Regions from separate parts of the Homo sapiens genome. Here region 1 is linked to region 2. The links are chromatin loops, found by intact Hi-C in ENCODE. Cell type or tissue: CD4-positive, alpha-beta T cell. All regions are shown on one strand. Links, peaks and the distances in the headings refer to the core of each region. The heading gives the core; the rest is flanking DNA. Region 1 holds the start of NOP53 (NOP53 ribosome biogenesis factor). Region 2 overlaps SLC8A2 (solute carrier family 8 member A2).

Evidence for each region. Hi-C counts contacts between places; a loop is a spot of excess contacts. Peaks named below come from ENCODE experiments on the same cell type or tissue, not always from the same donor. Only the 100,000 strongest peaks of a DNase experiment are listed, where the experiment ranks them.
Region 1: a loop joins it to region 2, with 9 times the contacts of the local background. A loop is called at or near these places in 9 of 110 quality-filtered maps.

What each region holds. Positions count from the first base shown.
Region 1 is chr19:47,738,771-47,747,054 of GRCh38, forward strand. It overlaps EHD2 (EH domain containing 2), which reads left to right. Exons shown (of 6, transcript NM_014601.4): 6 at 2,111-4,364. The coding sequence ends at 2,662. NOP53 (NOP53 ribosome biogenesis factor) reads left to right here and starts at 6,776. Exons shown (of 13, transcript NM_015710.5): 1 at 6,776-7,013; 2 at 8,197-8,261. The coding sequence starts at 6,790. RefSeq lists a silencer at 4,985-5,094 and enhancers at 6,659-7,048, 7,469-7,969. In CD4-positive, alpha-beta T cell, for the core only: CTCF peaks have their summits at 5,027 (motif pointing left) and 5,234; DNase peaks (open chromatin) are centred at 4,511, 4,941, 6,731 and 7,021; H3K4me3 peaks cover 2,380 bases; H3K27ac peaks cover 438 bases.
Region 2 is chr19:47,431,956-47,440,278 of GRCh38, forward strand. SLC8A2 (solute carrier family 8 member A2) reads right to left here. Exons shown (of 10, transcript NM_015063.3): 7 at 5,894-6,018; 8 at 5,507-5,606; 9 at 212-490. Among named protein-coding and RNA genes, the nearest start is that of MEIS3, 17 kb to the left of the region's middle. RefSeq lists an enhancer at 4,639-5,140. In CD4-positive, alpha-beta T cell, for the core only: a CTCF peak has its summit at 4,832 (motif pointing right); DNase peaks (open chromatin) are centred at 3,476, 4,886 and 5,736; H3K4me3 peaks cover 390 bases; H3K27me3 peaks cover 1,192 bases.

The DNA.
Region 1 (8,284 bases), core at 285-8,284, 310 kb after region 2:
TTCAGAGTCGTGATCAGCTGGCCTCTCTGCCTTGGCTCAGGAAATTCACATAGGGCTGTGAAAGGAATCCATTTTCGCAGAGACTGTCCTGGTGCAGTCTGGGCCACTTAGAGTAGCCCGTGTGAGAAGCAGTGTGACGCCAAGTCCACCCCTACACCCCAAAGTGACTTCTTCGGTGGGGAGGGGGTGGTCCCAGGAACCCCTGATGATCTGATCATCTCAAATCTCACCTCCAAATTTGGCAGCCAGCCACTCAGTCCTTTCTGTGTGGTGTGGTAGCACTGTGACAGGAATTAAGCTTTCTTAACTTTCTTTTTTCTCTCCCCCCCTGCACACTTTTTTGTTTTGAGACAGGGTCTTGCTCTGTCACCCAGGCTGGAGTACAGTGTGGTGCTATCTTCGCTCACTGCAACCTCTGTCTCCTGGGGTTCAAGAGATTCTGTCTCAGCCTCCCAAAGTAGTTGGGACTGCAGGCGTGCACCACCACACCTGGCTAATTTTTAATTTTTTTTTTTTTTTTTTTTTTTTTTTAAGAAATAGGGTTTTGAGGCCAGGTGCAGTGGCTCATGCCTGTAATCCCAGCACTTTGGGAGGCCGAGGTGGGCAGATTGCCTGAGGTCAGGAGTTCGAGACCAGCCTGGCCAACATGGCGAAACCCCATCTCTACTAAAAATATGAAAATCAGCTGGGCATGGTGGTAGGCGCCTGTAATCCCAGCTACTTGGGAGTCTGAGCCAGGAGAATCGCTTGAACCCATGAGACGGAGGTTGCGGTGAGCTGAGATCGCGCCATTGCACTCCAGCCTGGGTGACAGAGCGAAACTCGTCAAAAAAAAAAAAAAAAAAAGGAAAGAAAAGAAAAGAAATAGGGTTTTGCCATGTTGTCCAGGCTGGTCTTGCACTCCTGGGCTCAAGTGATTCTCCCACCTCAGCCTCCCAAAGTGCTGGGATTACAAGTGTGAGCCACCCAAGCCTGCTGAGTTTTTTTTTTTTTAACTTTTAATGTTGTACGTGCTGGCTGGGCAGCTGGAGTTGGGTAGAGGGCGGTTAGGGTTCTAGGCTGGTGTGGATGCTCTGAGAAAGCTATACTTGATGCGAAAATATTGAAATCCTTCTCTGCTAGCTGGCAAAGGGCCGCTGCTCTCACTCATCAGAGGGGCCCCAGCCTCCCCACCCTCCAGTAATTCTGGGGCACAGGAGAAAGCCTCTGGGACCTTGTTGCCCAAGTATCTTCTCATTGGTGGGTGCCCGAGCGGAACAGGTTGTTCAGATGTTCAAATACTTCTGCATGTGTCAGTAAAGAGCTGCCACTCTGGCTGGGTACAGTGGCTCACACCTGCAATCCCAGCACTTTAGGAGGTTGCGGTGGGAGGATGGCTTGAGCTCAGGAGTTCGAGACCAGCCTGGGCAACATAGCAAGACTTGGTCTCTACAAAAAATTTTTAAAACTAGTTGGGCGTAGTGGCGCACACCTATAGTCCCAGCGAATTGCGGGGGCTGAGGAGGGAGGATCACAAAAATTTAGCTGGGTGGGTGGTGTGTGCCTGTGGTCCCAGCTACTTGGGAGACTGAGGCCAGAGGATCGTTTGAGGCTGGGAGTTGGAAGCTGCAGTGAGCTATGTTGGCACCACTGCACTCTAGCCTAAGTGACAGAGCGAGACCCTGTCAAAAAAAAACAAAACAAAACAAAACAAAAATGGCTGGGCGCGGTGGCTCATGCCTGTAATCCCAGCATTGGGAGGCTGAGGCGGGCGAATCATGAGGTCAGGAGTTCGAGACCAGCCTGGCCAACATGGTGAAACGCTGTCTCTATTAAAATTACAAAAATTAGCTGGGCATGGTGGCGCATGCCTGTAATCCCAGCTACTTGGGAGGCTGAGGCAGGAGAATCGCTTGAAACCGGAAGGCGGACGTTGCAGTGAGCCGAGATTGTGCCATTTGCACTCCAGCCTGGGCAACAAGAGCAAGACTCTGTCTCAAAACAAACAACAGTAAAAAAACCCCACAACAGCTACCCCCGAGCTTCTCCAGTGTCCTGATACCACCTTGCAGCCTGAGGGCCTCAGGGATGGCGCCGCTTGAATTCTGGGTGCCCCTGTCCCCCACCACAGGAGCTGCTGATGGCGCACGACTTCACCAAGTTTCACTCGCTGAAGCCGAAGCTGCTAGAGGCACTGGACGAGATGCTGACGCACGACATCGCCAAGCTCATGCCCCTGCTGCGGCAGGAGGAGCTGGAGAGCACCGAGGTGGGCGTGCAGGGGGGCGCTTTTGAGGGCACCCACATGGGCCCGTTTGTGGAGCGGGGACCTGACGAGGCCATGGAGGACGGCGAGGAGGGCTCGGACGACGAGGCCGAGTGGGTGGTGACCAAGGACAAGTCCAAATACGACGAGATCTTCTACAACCTGGCGCCTGCCGACGGCAAGCTGAGCGGCTCCAAGGCCAAGACCTGGATGGTGGGGACCAAGCTCCCCAACTCAGTGCTGGGGCGCATCTGGAAGCTCAGCGATGTGGACCGCGACGGCATGCTGGATGATGAGGAGTTCGCGCTGGCCAGCCACCTCATCGAGGCCAAGCTGGAAGGCCACGGGCTGCCCGCCAACCTGCCCCGTCGCCTGGTGCCACCCTCCAAGCGACGCCACAAGGGCTCCGCCGAGTGAGCCGGCCCCCCTCCCATGGCCCTGCTGTGGCTCCCCAGCTCCAGTCGGCTGCACGCACACCCCTGCTCCGGCTCACACACGCCCTGCCTGCCCTCCCTGCCCAGCTGTAAGGACCGGGGGTCTCCCTCCTCACTACCGCCAGACACCCCGGTGGAAGCATTTAGAGGGGACCACGGGAGGGACAAGGCTTCTCTGTCCGCCCTTCACACCTCCAGCCTCACGTTCACTTAGGCACATCACACACACACTGGCACACGCAGGCATCCATCCATCCGTCATTCATTCAAATATTTATTGAGCACCTACTATGTGCCCAGCCCTGTTCTAGGCACTGGGCATTACCATAGAGAACAAAATAGACAAATACATCTGCCCTCATGGAAGGTGACGTTCCCAGGAGAGGGCACCTACACAGTCACGCAAACACACACTAATTCCTGGCAGGGCCCCCAGCCCCTCCCCTGGCTGAGCAGCCCTGTGGCTGAAATGACTAGCAGATAAACAGACCCCCTTCTGCTCCGCTTCCTCCTGCCCAGCCAGGCAACACCCTCAACCGGCTCCATCACATCCTCAGGTCTCGGGACCATGGGGGGCTCAGAGGGGAGACACACCTACTGCTTCCTCAGATGGGCCCCTCCGCAGCCCCTTCCCTTGCTCGGGGAAAGCCCCCAATTCTGCCCACACCCATTTATTTCCTTCCTTCCTTCCTTCTTTTCTTTCCTTCCTTCCTTCTTTTTTGTTTTTGCCCCCAATTCTGCCCATACCCATTTCTTTCTTTCCTTCCTTCCTTCTTTTTTGTTTTTGCCCCCAGTTCTGTCCACACCCCTTCCCTTTCCTGTCCTGTCCTTTCTTTCTTTTTTGATAGAATCTTGCTCTGTCGCCCAGGCTGGAGTGCAGTGGTGAGATCTCAGCTCACTGCAACCTCCACCTCCTGGGTTGAAGTGATTCTCGTGCCTCAGCCTCCTGAGTAGCTGGGACTGCAGGCACGCGCCACCACGCCCAGCTAATTTTTGTATTTGAGTAGAGACGGGGTTTCACCATGTTGGCCAGGCTGGTCTCGAACTCCGCATCTCAGGTGATCTGCTCGCCTTGGCCTCCCAAAGTGATGGGATTACAGGCATGAGCCACCGTGCCCGGCTTCACACCCATTTCTTTAAAAAGGATCCCGTAGCAGGCAGAAAAGCCCCTTCCATCCTGCTCCTCTGATACTGTGCCCCCTTGGAGATATTTCCGTCCTCCACCCACGTGTCTGTGGCTGGAACTGCCCAGCCTGCTCCTGGCCCCCTGGAAGCCTCCCCACAGCTGGTAATCTGGACTTAAGGATTGCTGGGCCACCGCCTCTCTGCCTACCACCATTCCATATTTAAGTGGAGCCCCTACGTAGAAAGGCCCCGGGGCTTTATTTTAGTCTCCTTTTCAGGGATGTCGTGGGCGGGGGAGGGGGTTCTTGGTGCTACAGCCCTCTCCCCACCCCTAAAGGGACGCCGACGCTGTTTGCTGCCTTCACCACATATTAGTGCTTGACCCTGGCAGGGGACCCCATGGAAAAGATGGGGAAGAGCAAAATACATGGAGACGACGCACCCTCCAGGATGCTCGCTGGGATTCCCACGCCCACCACTGTCCCCCACCCCATGGCTGGGAGGGGCCTCTGAACGGAACAGTGTCCCCACAGAGCGAATAAAGCCAAGGCTTCTTCCCATGTGGCAGTGAGGCTGGCTTGGGACAGGGATCGCCCGCCCTCCCCCAGGGAAAGAGAGACCTGGGCAGGATTTGGGGTGGGGGGAGGCCCCCTTCCGTGCTCTCAGGGGCGGGGTGGAGTCCGTGACTCAATGCAGCGAGGCCTGGTGACTCAGGCCTGGGCTGGGGGCCAGAACGGCATATTTTCCGAGGAAAAGTGACTCTGGGGCCCTCCCCCCGGGACATCCCTTCCTCCCACCTCCCGCGGCGGGGGCCTGGGAACCAAGCCCTGGGGCGCGCGCGGGGTGTGTGTGTGTGTGTGTGTGTGTGTGTGTGTGTGTGTGTATTCGGGCACGAAGTGCTCTCCCAGCTCCCGCCCTGCCCGGCAACGTGCCCTTGCACAACCTGGGTACATAACTCCCGACGCGTAACACCAGGAACACGCTGGTTTCTGGTTGGGGAAGTGGTGACCTTGCCCACACGGGCTGCCAGGAGTGTGCGCGCGCTCACGCACCGGGGACTCTTGGCCAGAGCTGGGCAGCGCACCGTGCGCGCCGAGTCCCGCGCACTCACATCCAGGCCACACCCACGGCGTCCCGGGACACGCTGGCCGCGCACTCATCCCGCCCACGCGGGCCCAGTTTCGCGGCTCGCGGCGCCCCCTGGCGGACGCTCAGAAAACAGATAGGCTGTGGTCGCCAAAATCCCTGCCCAGGTGATTCGGCGCTCAGGTCTCGGGGCTGCGATCCAGGGCCTGTCACCTTTAGGGCCTGTCACCTTTCCAACGCTCTGCGCAAGGATCCAGTTGAATTTCGCTGTGTGACCATGCGTGTGTCGCCTGCCCTCTCTGTGCCTTTTTCCTTTATGAGTCCAGAGTGGCTTTTATGAGGCCTGGATTCCTTTGATTTGATTGTTTTGTTTTTGAGACAGGGTCTTGCTCTGTCACCCAGGCTGGAGTGCAATGGTGCAATCACGGCTCACTGCACCCTCCAACTCCTGGGCTCAAGCGATCCTCCCACCTCAGCCTCCCGAGTACCTGGGACTACAGGCGCACACCATCACGCCTGGCTAATTTTTAAATTTTTGGCAGACACAGGATCTCACTATGTTGCCCAGGCTGGTCTTGAATTCCTGGGCTCAAGCGATCCTCCTGCATCGGCCTCCCAAAGTGCTGGGATTAGAGGCGTGAATCACCACGCCCTGCCATGGATCCCTTTGAATGGCTGCCAGGGCCCAAGAGCCTCTGAGCTTCCTTCCTTATTTGTAAATGACAAAGATGAGTTGATTCTAAGATGAAGCCTCAGAGGGCAAGGCAGTAACAATAGCTAACACTCAGATGCCAGACGCAGCCTTAAGCGCTTTACATATGTTTAATCTTCTGCATGACTTATGACGCAGATGTACTGTTATCATCTTTATTTTACAGATGAGGAAACTGAGGCACAGTGAAGTAGCCCGCTCAAGATGAATGATTCTGAGTCTGCACTTCTAGGGTCCTAAAAGTGTATGTTTCTAACATTCCTCTAATGTTCTGTGCTTCCAACTTTGATATTCCGAAAGTTACTTGATTTCTAAGATCCTAGGATTGGAACATTTGAGAGGACAAAACTTCTGAGATTGGAATGTGTGTTGTGCGGAATCTGCCACTGACGGTTCTGACTTTCTAAGAAAACGAGATTAAAAAATAATCAGGCCGAGCATGGTGGCTCACATCTGTAATCCTAGCATTTTCGGAGGCTGAGGAGGGAGAATCACTTGAGCCCAGGGGTTCAAGACCAGCCTGGACAACATAGTGAGACCTTTGTCTCTTAAAAAAAAACACACACACATCAGTTTGGACCGGGAGTGGTGGTGTGAGCCTGTAATCCCAGCGCTTTGGGAGGCCTAGGAAGGAGGATCACTTGAAACCAGATGTTTGAGACCAGCCTGGGCAACATGGGGAGGCTCCATTTCTACAAAAAATAAAAATAAAAAATTAGCCAGGTGCGGATGCACCCTTCTGTGGTCGCAGCTACTCGGGAGGCTGAGGTAGGAGAATCCCTGAGCTTAGGAGTTGGAGGCTGCAGTGAGCCATTACCCTTCCACTGCACTCCAGCCTGGGGGCAACAAAGTGAGACCTTATCTATTAAAGAAAAAAATCAGTTTGAGCAAAGACCCCAGGCGGCCGGGAAAGGTGTTCGCTTAAGGGCGAAAGCTAAGAACCTGCAACCTTCCCGTCTCTTTCCTACCACCCGCCGCCGTTAGGAATCTTCAGATCCCGCTGTAAAGAATGGAGGAAGGAGGAGCCATTTATCCTTTACCAAGATGGCAGCCTCCTGGCAACTCCAGTCACTTTATAAATATGGCTGCCACAGGAAGTACGTCACGGAAGAGGGTGGGAAATCTGCGCGCGCACGCTGCAAAGGGGCTTTTTGGGACGCCAGTGGCTGAGTTCTTCCTTTGACAAGATGGCGGCAGGAGGCAGTGGCGTTGGTGGGAAGCGCAGCTCGAAAAGCGATGCCGATTCTGGTTTCCTGGGGCTGCGGCCCACTTCGGTGGACCCAGCGCTGAGGCGGCGGCGGCGAGGCCCAAGAAATAAGAAGCGGGGCTGGCGGCGGCTTGCTCAGGAGCCGCTGGGGCTGGAGGTTGACCAGTTCCTGGAAGACGTGCGGCTACAGGAGCGCACGAGCGGGTACGTTGGGCGGGACTTCCGGGAGGTGGGACGGTTCCTGCGCCCAGGTGCAAGGCCAGGCGTGCTTGCGTGGACTCGTCGGGGGTCGGGGGTCGGGGGTCGGGGGTTGGGGGCTCCTGTCCCGGGGACCGCCGAGGAAATGGAGAGCATGGGCAGGGGACTCAGCATGGGAAGCTGGAGAGCTTGATAGAGTTACCAGATTTAGCAGATAAATATACAGGACGCTCAATTAAATTTGGATTTTAGGTAAACAATGAATAATTTTTAGCATAAATACGTTCCATGCATCCACCTTAGCTTGCTGTTTTCTAAATATGTGTGTGTGTGTATGTATATATGTGTGTGTATATATATGTGTATATGTGTGTATATATATATGTGTATATGTGTGTGTGTATATATATGTATATATATATGTTTTTCAGACGGAGTCTCGCTCTATCGCCCAGGCTGGAGTAGGCGCGATCTCAGCTCACCGCAACCTCCGCCTCCCAGGCTCAAGCGATTCTCCTGCCTCAGCTCCTTAGTAGCTGGGATTACAGGCGGGCGCCACCACGCTCGGCTATTTTTCTTTTCTTTTCTTTTTTCTTTTTTTTTTGAGACGGAGTCTTTCTCTGTAGTCCAGGCTGGAGTGCAATGGCACGATCTCGGCTCACTGCAACCTCTGCCTCCTGGGTTCAAGTGATTCTCCTGCTTCAGCCTCCCAAGTAGCTGGGATTACAGGCATGCACCACCACGTCCGGCTAATTTTTGTATTTTTAGTAGAGACAGGGTTTTGCCATGTTACAGGCCAGGCTGGTCTTGAACTCCTGACCTTAGGTGATCCACCCGCCCCGGCCCCCTAAGGTGCTAAGATTACAGGTGTGAGCCACCACACCCAGCCTAATTTTTGTATTTTTAGTAAAGGCAGGGTTTCACCATGTTGGCCAGGCTGCTCTTGAACTCCTGACCTCAGGTGAGCCACCCGCCTGGGCCTCCCAAAGTGCTGGGATTACAGGCGTGAGCCACTGCGCCTGGCAGTCCTTCCTAAATACTAAGTTCTGTAAACTGCTGGGCGAAGCCTTAGCCTGGAAGAGTCCGGTGGCGGGACTTGACTAAGCGGAAGATGAAGGCTGGACCTGCCAGGTTAAATCTCTTTCCTCTCCAACATCTCTGGCTGATGTTCTGCATTTCTGTCCCCCAGTGGCTTGTTGTCAGAGGCCCCAAATGAAAAACTCTTCTTCGTGGACACTGGCTCCAAGGAAAAAGGTGAGGAGAGGCTTTTGTGGTGT
Region 2 (8,323 bases), core at 312-8,311:
TCTACCTGGGTGCTTTTGGGGAGGATTCAATTCACATCTTGCACCTAGGGGACCCGCTGCCTGGCTTCTATTATGCCCCACCTCCGTATTTCTCTGAGACCCACCACATGGGCGCTGTGTGACTCCACCCACCTCATTTTGGCAGGATCCTGTGTTGCCCCTGCCTGGCTCATCTGAGATCCTACCCCACCAAAGTCTCCCAGGGTGTTACCAGGGATGGAGGTGCCCAGGGCAACGAAGACAACAGCATTGACAGAGTCCTTGAGGCCAACGGTGCAGCCGAAGTGGGAGGCGAGGTCCCCAATGAGGGCGGTGAGCAGGCCGATGACCAGGATGGAGACACCAAAGCAGGCCCAGCCGTGGCAGTACTCGGTGGGGGGCACACAGGCGAAGAGCACCTTCCAGAACACCGTCAGGAAGTGCATCACGTAGTCAAAGCACGACGGCAGCCGCTCCTCCCGGGACCCGTCCTCCTCCTCCTCCTCGTCCCCTGTGGGCACACGACCCAGCTGGGGCATACACTCAGACTTCCTTCCTTGCCTACAGAGGCCCCATTTTGTCTAACTTCCTGACAGCAAGTCCCATTGAATGAACTTCTTTCCCAGAATCCCTTGCACCTACCTGTGGCCAAGTCAACTGCTAAAAACAGTTACTTTCCCAGAATCCCTTGAAGCTAGGAGCTTGATTGGGCCCAGGTGAAAAATATTTACTTTCCCAGAATCCTTTGGATCTAAATATGGCTAAGTCAGCAGTAAAAACAGTTACTTCCATAGAATCCCTTGGAGCTAGGGGCATGACTGAGTCCAGGTAAAAAAATTTTACTTTCCCAGAATCCCTTGCACCTAAGTGTGGCCATGTCAGCAGCTAAAAACAGTTACTTTCCCTGCATCCTTTGAAGCTAGGAGTGTGAATGGGCCCAGGTGACAAATATTTATTTTCCCAGAATCCCTTGCACCTAAATGTGGCCAAGTCAGCAGCTAAAACCCATTACTTTCCCAGAATCCCTTGAAGCTAGGAGCATGAATGGACCCAGGTGAAAAATATTTAGTTTCCCGGAACTGCTTGCACCTAAATGTGGCCAAGTCAATGCTAAAAACAGTTACTTTCCCAGAATCCCTTGAAGCTAGAGGAAGCCACATCTGCCCAGCTAAAAACATCCAGTTCCCCAAGACCGTTTGCTGCCAGGGACAGCCATACCCCTAGCTAAAATTATTCATTTTCCCAGAAGCCTTCACAGCTGCTGAAAGCCAGTCCACAGCTAGAAGTATTCACTTCCTCAGATTCACTGCAGCTAACCAGAGCCACAGTCTCCACTAAATGTACTCACTTTCCCAGAATCCCTTGCAGCTAGAGGGCTATATACCCAGCCAAAATTAATCACTTTCCTAGAATCCCTTGAGACTAGCAACAGCTATGGCCTCAGATAAAAATATGGTATTCACTTTCCCAGAATCCCTTGCAGTTGGCAGTTGCCATGTCCCTGGCTAAATACTTGTTTTGCCAGAATTCCTCCTGTGAGTGACTATCTGACCCAGTCTGCCAATGAGATATAAACAGAGGGTTTCTGGAAAGCCCTGGCTTTCCTGATGTGGGCATTGGGTTACAGATGTGTTTTCTGAGCTTTGTAAATGATGCCTCATGCTTAGAGCTGTATCACCTATTGTGACCTAATTTGACCAGCTTTTGACCTGCAGTGACTTTTTTTTTTTTTTGAGACAGAGCCTCCCTCCGTTACCAAGGCAGTAGTGTGATCTCAGCTTACTGTAACCTCCGCCTCCTGAGTTCGAGTGATTCTCATGCCTCAGTCTACTGAGTAGCTGGAATCACAGGTGTGCACCACCCCACCTGGCTGATTTTTTTGTATTTTTACTAGAGATGGGATTTCGCCATGTTGGCCAGGCTGGTCTTAAACTCCTGGCCTCAACTGATCTGCCCTCCTAGGCCTCCCAAAGTTTTGGGATTACAGGTGTCGGCCACCGTGCCCAGCCGACCTGCAGTGGCTTTTATAACCTGAAAGCCCTAAGGCAGTGTTTTGTTTACCTCACCCTAAGCTGATTAGTATAAAGCAATGAATGAGAATCAATGAGCACACTTGTGTGTGGCACGCATTACATCTGGAAGGATGCTCATGAGAACGAACGTAGCTCCTGACCAGTCACTGCTGAACGCATCCCTAACTGATGTAAGACATGGCTGAGGTCAGAGCAGGGAGGCCACGCTCTTTGGGAGAGAGGTGGCTGCTATTACCGCATCACTATGTCAGTTGAGGCTTCTGCCTGCCCTGCTTCAAATCCTTCCTTGGTTCTTGTACTACCTTCAAACCCAGGCCCACATGCCTAGGCTTGGCATTCTGCGGACTCTGGCCTCAGCTGACTTCCCCAGCTGCTCCCCTCTACAGGGAGGCTCGTGGTTATGCCTGTCACTCTGAAGTCACCTCTCTGGTGTCCAACCCTGGATCCACTGTGTGATCCTGAATCAGTGTCCTCACCTCTCTGGGCTTCTGGGTGCCTATCTGTGATAAATAATTGGACCTGCTTCATGGGAAACTTGTGATGACAGAATGAGTTGGTTCATGTAAAGTGCTGTCAACGGTCTCGGACACCTCCAGCGTTATTACTGTTGTTTCGATTGTTATGATTGAAGGCCTTTTTTGGTGCCTGGGGGAAATTCAAAGATGCTCCATGCCAAGTCCAGCCCACAAGGAGCTTACAGTAGGAAGGGAGGTAAAGGAAGTACAAAAGCTCTGCGACAAGATGGGACCCGACTCATCTCCTAAGGGAGTGAGGACTACCCTTCTCCCTCACCCCTCCAGCAGCTCTGTGCTCGCACAGCAAAGAACCAAAAGGCACGTGCTGAACAAAGTGCAAAGTGACCAAGCTCTGATCCAGACACTGAGGATACATTAATTAAAATGAGTTCACACAGGAAATAAATTTCCAACCATGCCTGGCACTCAAGACACGATAGGGTCAGCTGGGCACAGTAGCTTACACCTGTAATCCCAGCACTTTGGGAGGCGGATGTGGGCAGATCACTTGAGGTCAGGAGTTCAAGACCAGTCCGGCCAACATGGTGAAATCCCATCTCTACTAAAAATACAAAACTTAGCCAGACATGGTGGTGGGTGCCTGTAATCCCAGCTACTCAGGAGGCTGAGTCAGGAGGATCGCTTGAACCCAGGAGGAGGAGGCTGAGGAGGCTGCAGTGAGCCGAGATCACACCACTACACTCCAGCCTGGATGACAGAGACTACATATCTCAAAAAAAAAAGACATGATAGGGTCACCGTTGTCATAATCAGGATTATTATTACAGTTATTATTATTGTTATGTTGTTATTCTTCCTCCACCCCGATCTAATCACCTGATCTAACCACCTGGTTTCTATAAACCCACAGCACGATGTACGCTGGGTCTCTACGACCGCCACCTCCCACCTCGTTTCAGTTCCGCCTCATCCTCCGTCTCCACTAAGTCCCCAGAGGAAGGAAATGCTCCGAAGCTCAAAGAGCCCCTTGCCATCTCCCCGTTGTTCGTGGAATGAACCTCAAAGGAGCCTCTGCAGGGCCCGTCTCCTGCTAGTTTCTTTTCTTCGTTTTTTTTTTTTTTTTTAGACGGAGTTTCGCTTTGTTGCCCAGGCTGGAGTGCAATGGTGCTATCTCGGCTCACCGCAACCTCTGCCTCCCAGGTTCAAGCGATTCTCCTGCCTCAGCCTCCTGAGTACCTAGGATTACAGGCGCAGGCCACCATGCCCGGCTAATTTTGTATTTTTAGTAGAGACGGGGTTTCTCCATGTTGGTCAGGCTGGTCTCGAACTCCTGACCTCAGGTGATCCACCTGCCTCGGCCTCCCAAAGTGCTAGGATTACAGGCGTGAGCCACCGCACCCAGCCTCTACTGCTAGTTTCTACAGCCTCTACCCACACCCTCTCCACTTTCCTCCCACAAGCTCTCTCTAGCCCCAGGGGCTTCCCCCATTCAAAACCCTCCATGGCTCCCCAGTGTGTTCAAATGCCACCCAAGCTCCCTACTGTGGTCCACAAGGAGCAGTGTAGAAATGTGCCGATTTCCAGCCTCATCCTGGTACCTCTTCCTCCCGCCCAACACCAGGCACCCACCCAAAAAATGTGCCATAATCTCGCACACTCCAGGGCTTCTGTGCTTGGCTCTCCCTCTGCCTGAAACACTCTCCCTGTCTTCTCCCTCCTCCTGGCTGACATCTTTACCCATTTGAAGACTCAGCTGGGAAGCCACCCCCTCCAGGAAGCCCTCCCTGACTTTCAGGCTGGGTTAGGAACCGCATCAGGGCTTTCCTCCGGGTCTCCCATCCCAGCCCTGCCTACTCTGGGTTGTCTGTGTCTTGTGACATGTCTGTCTCCTGCACTGGGCTGTAAGCTCCATGACAGGGCCAGAAATCACTTCTGTGTCCCTGGCAATGTCTCACATAGGGTCGGGCCCAGAAGATCCCTCAGAAGTATGTCAGAAGAATGTGGCTTCAGAGGGAGATGCCACTTTGTTTCTACTGGGCAAACAGTCTGGTGTTTCTAGGACTGCTGCCTTGTATTTTCCCATCCCCTTAAGCCTGGTTTCTTTGGATCCTGCTCGCCCAGTTTCTTTGCAACCACAATTCCATGTACGCCTTCAGTCCCCAAGAGCTGGGGCCTTAACCCTGATGTTATGTAAGAGATTGAAGCCCTGAGCTCCGACCTCGGGCCTTTTCTGGACTCCCTGTGGGACTTCAGGCCACTCCCTCCTCTGTCTCTGAGCCTCAGTCTCCCCAGTCCATATCACAAAGGGCCAGTGTTGGCTTCCAAGACCGTCAGTGGGTACAAGTGTCGTAGTGTCTCTAGCCACAAGGGGGCAGTGTGGGCCTGTCTGAGGCCAAGGAGGGTGGTGACCCGCGCAGGTAGGAAAGAGCTCGGTGCCCTGGTGACTGTCTCCAGGGCAACGGAGGAACCCAGGCTCTCTCTGGGGTGGCCACACCATTTAATCTGTTCCCACCCTCCTGATGCCTGATGCTGGGAGAAAGCCCAGGCTGGGAACCCTCCCGGTTCAGCCCAGAGCCAAACACAAACCCTCCCAGCCGCTCCAGCCACCACCTCTCCCTTCTCTGCCCTTTCTGTATCCTCATCTACCTGCCTCTCCCTCTCCCCGGCCCATTTCAGTTTGCACCGTTCATTCTGTCTCATGTCTTCTCCATGTCTCTCTGATTCTCCCTGTGTATTTCTGTGTGTCTCTCTCTCCTGCTTGTATTTTTTTTAGAGACAGCGTCTTGCTCTGTTGCCCAGGCTGGAGTGCAGAGGCACGATCATGGCTCATTGCAGCCTCAAACTCCTGGCCTCAAGCAATCCTCCCGCCTCACCCTCCCAAAGCGCCAGGATTCCAGGCATGAGCCACCGCGCCCGGCCTGTTTATCTTTGTGCCTGTCTCTCCATTCATTTCTCCCCCTTTCCCTGTGTCTCTGTCTCTCCATCTTTCTCTCTTCTCTCTCCTCCCTCCCCACTTACCTGCGCTCACCGTAATTGCCTCTAAAAACTGCTCCCTCCATGAATGGGTCCCAATTACCAAGGCCAAGTTCGTTTTCTTGATGAGTTTATCCACCGTGTTCTGGGGATGAGAGGGTGGGGGAGAGGTCACTGCCCCTGAGCGAACCAGGGAAGCTCCATGTTGGGTCCTGGGTCGGGGGCTCACAGCCTGTGCCCAGGGGTCCTCAACTTTCCACACCCCCGTTCTGAAGGCAAGCAAGGAAAAGGGAGGCATGTGCTGTCCGTGGTCCTGACGTGGGACCCTTCTTTGGCTTGATCTTAGGAACCTTGTGGCTCCCCGCTTTCCGGACCCTCCCCAAGGAAATGAACCAGGCTGGACTCCAGGAAGGTGAGGCCCCGGAAAATCACCTTAAAATCATATGACTCCTCGATGATGACCTCCAGCCGGCAGTTCTCCCCAAGAACTGGCTTGCCCATCTCTGCTATCCTCCGAGCCTCCTCCTCCTCGGCTGTTAGCTTCCTGTCCCCATCCCCTGCAGCATGAGGGGTGGGGGTTAGACTCCTGGGAGACCTACCTAATTGGGCCTGTGACGCCTTTACTACCTGTCCCCATAGTTAGAGAAAGCCTATCTGTTCTCCTCTGGGAAGCTCCTTGGTGACTCCTCCCAGCCTCCCACCTGACCACCGTCTCCTTCAACCCTGAGGTCCAGCTCCCAAGGGTTGGTTCATGATCTTTAGTTGGTGGGCTCTGGGGTTCGTATGGTGGAGGCTGTGAGACTTTAGGCAATACCTGAGCCTCTCTGTGCCTTAGTTTTCATAACTGTTAAACGGGCACAATAATTAGTACCTACCTCATGGGGTGGTTGTGAGACTTAAATGAGTTAATTCGTGTGAAGTGCTTAGAACAGTGCCTGGCACACAATAAATATTCAATACATGTTACTATCTTTATTATTATCACCAACATTATCATCATCGTTGCCACCCTGATAGGGGAGGCCTGGTCTCTACATCCAGTTTCTGGAAACATCCTAGAGTGTGGCTGACATGGTAAGGAAAGGGGAGGACATCCGATTTTGGCACAAATCTTGGAACCAGACCCACCTACATCCTGGTCCTGAGCTCGCTTCTCTCCCCAAAGTATGCTGACCCCTGACTCCAAGCCCAGCAGCAGCCCAACCCTAATTCTGGTCCCTAACTCTGAGCTGGACTCTCACTGTGGCCCCAAATGGAAGCCTGTCATCAACACTGACTCCAAACCCCAACCCTCAGCCCTGGATCTGACCTCAGCACAACCCTAGCCCTAAACCCTAATCCCGACTCTAACATTCACCATAACCTGGAGCATCAATAACCCCAAGCCAAATCCCACACTCTATCTCCAGATCTAACTCCAGTCCTACACCTGACCTCAAACCTCAGTCCCAACTCCCAACTCTGACACCATCACTCATGAGGAGCTTGACCACACGGCAGAAGCTGAAGTGTGTTCACCTGAACCTGTTTCCTCTCCTTCCTGGGCAAAGAGCTGAACTACATTTCCCAGCCTCCCTTGCAGCTGGGCGTGGCCACGGCCTGAGTTATGGACACTAGAATGTGGGCAGAAGTGATGGTCAGTCCCTCCAGGCTTAGCCCCCGAAAACCTCCCATGTGAGCCTCGAAACTCTCTTGCCCTGTTCACCAGCAGCAAACCCAGCCACAATGCCAAAGCTCCCTGGCACAGTGGAGTCACAAGATGGAATGGCCACATGGCAGAAGAAAGCCACCCACCAACTAGGAACACTCTCGTAAAACTTTGCCTGAGAGGCCAGGTACAGTGGCTCATGTCTGTAATCCCAGCACTTTAGGAGGCCAAGGCAGGTGGATCACCTGAGGTCAGGAGTTCGAGACCAGCCTGGCCAACATGGTGAAACCCCATCTCTACTAAAAAATACAAAAAAAATTAGCTAGGTGTGGTGGCAGGTGCCTGTAATCCCAGCTACTCGGGAGGCTGAGGCAGGAGAATCTCTTGAACCCCGGGGGGTGGAGGTTGCCATGAGCCGAGATCGCACCATTGCACTCTAGCTTGGGCAACGAGAGCAAAACTCCGTCTCACAAAGACAAACAAAGAAACAAAAAACAACTTTGCCTGAGCAAGAAATAACTTTTTTTCTCTCTTCTCCCTCCTTCCTTCCTTTCTTCCTTCCTTCCTTCCTTCCTTCCTCCCCTCCCTCCCTCTCTCTCTCTCTTTCTTACTTTTCTGAGATGGAGTCTCGCTCTGTCACCCAGGCTGGAGTGCAGTGGCACGATCTCGGCTCACTGCAACCTCCACTTTCCAGGATCAAGTGATTCTCCTGCCTTAGGCTCCTGAGTAGGTGGGATCACAGGTGCCCACCACCATGCCCGGCTAATTTTTGTATTTTTAGTAGAGACAGGGTTTCACCATGTTGGTTAGGCTGGTCTTGAACTCCTGACCTTAAGTGATCCGCCCGCCTGGGCCTCTCAAAGTGCTGGGATTACAGACATGAGGCATTGTGCCCAGTAAAGAAATAACTTTTATTGTGTTAAGCCCCTGTGACTTGTCGGTCAGTTTGTTATAGCAGCTTGTATTGCTTCCTCCAACGAATACAATCTTTAATCTAACTCTAATCCTAACCACGGATCCCAATTCTGATCTTGACTCCAAAATGACTTTGTCCATCTCCAAGCCACTGACCTTAGCCCTAACTCTTACTCCAATCTCTGACCTTGGCCCCAATTCTAACCTAAATTCCTCAAACTCTATTACTCACCTCAAAGTCCAACTTTAGCTTTGACCTAAATCTGACTCTAATTCTAATCTGATCCCACCAGCAGGAA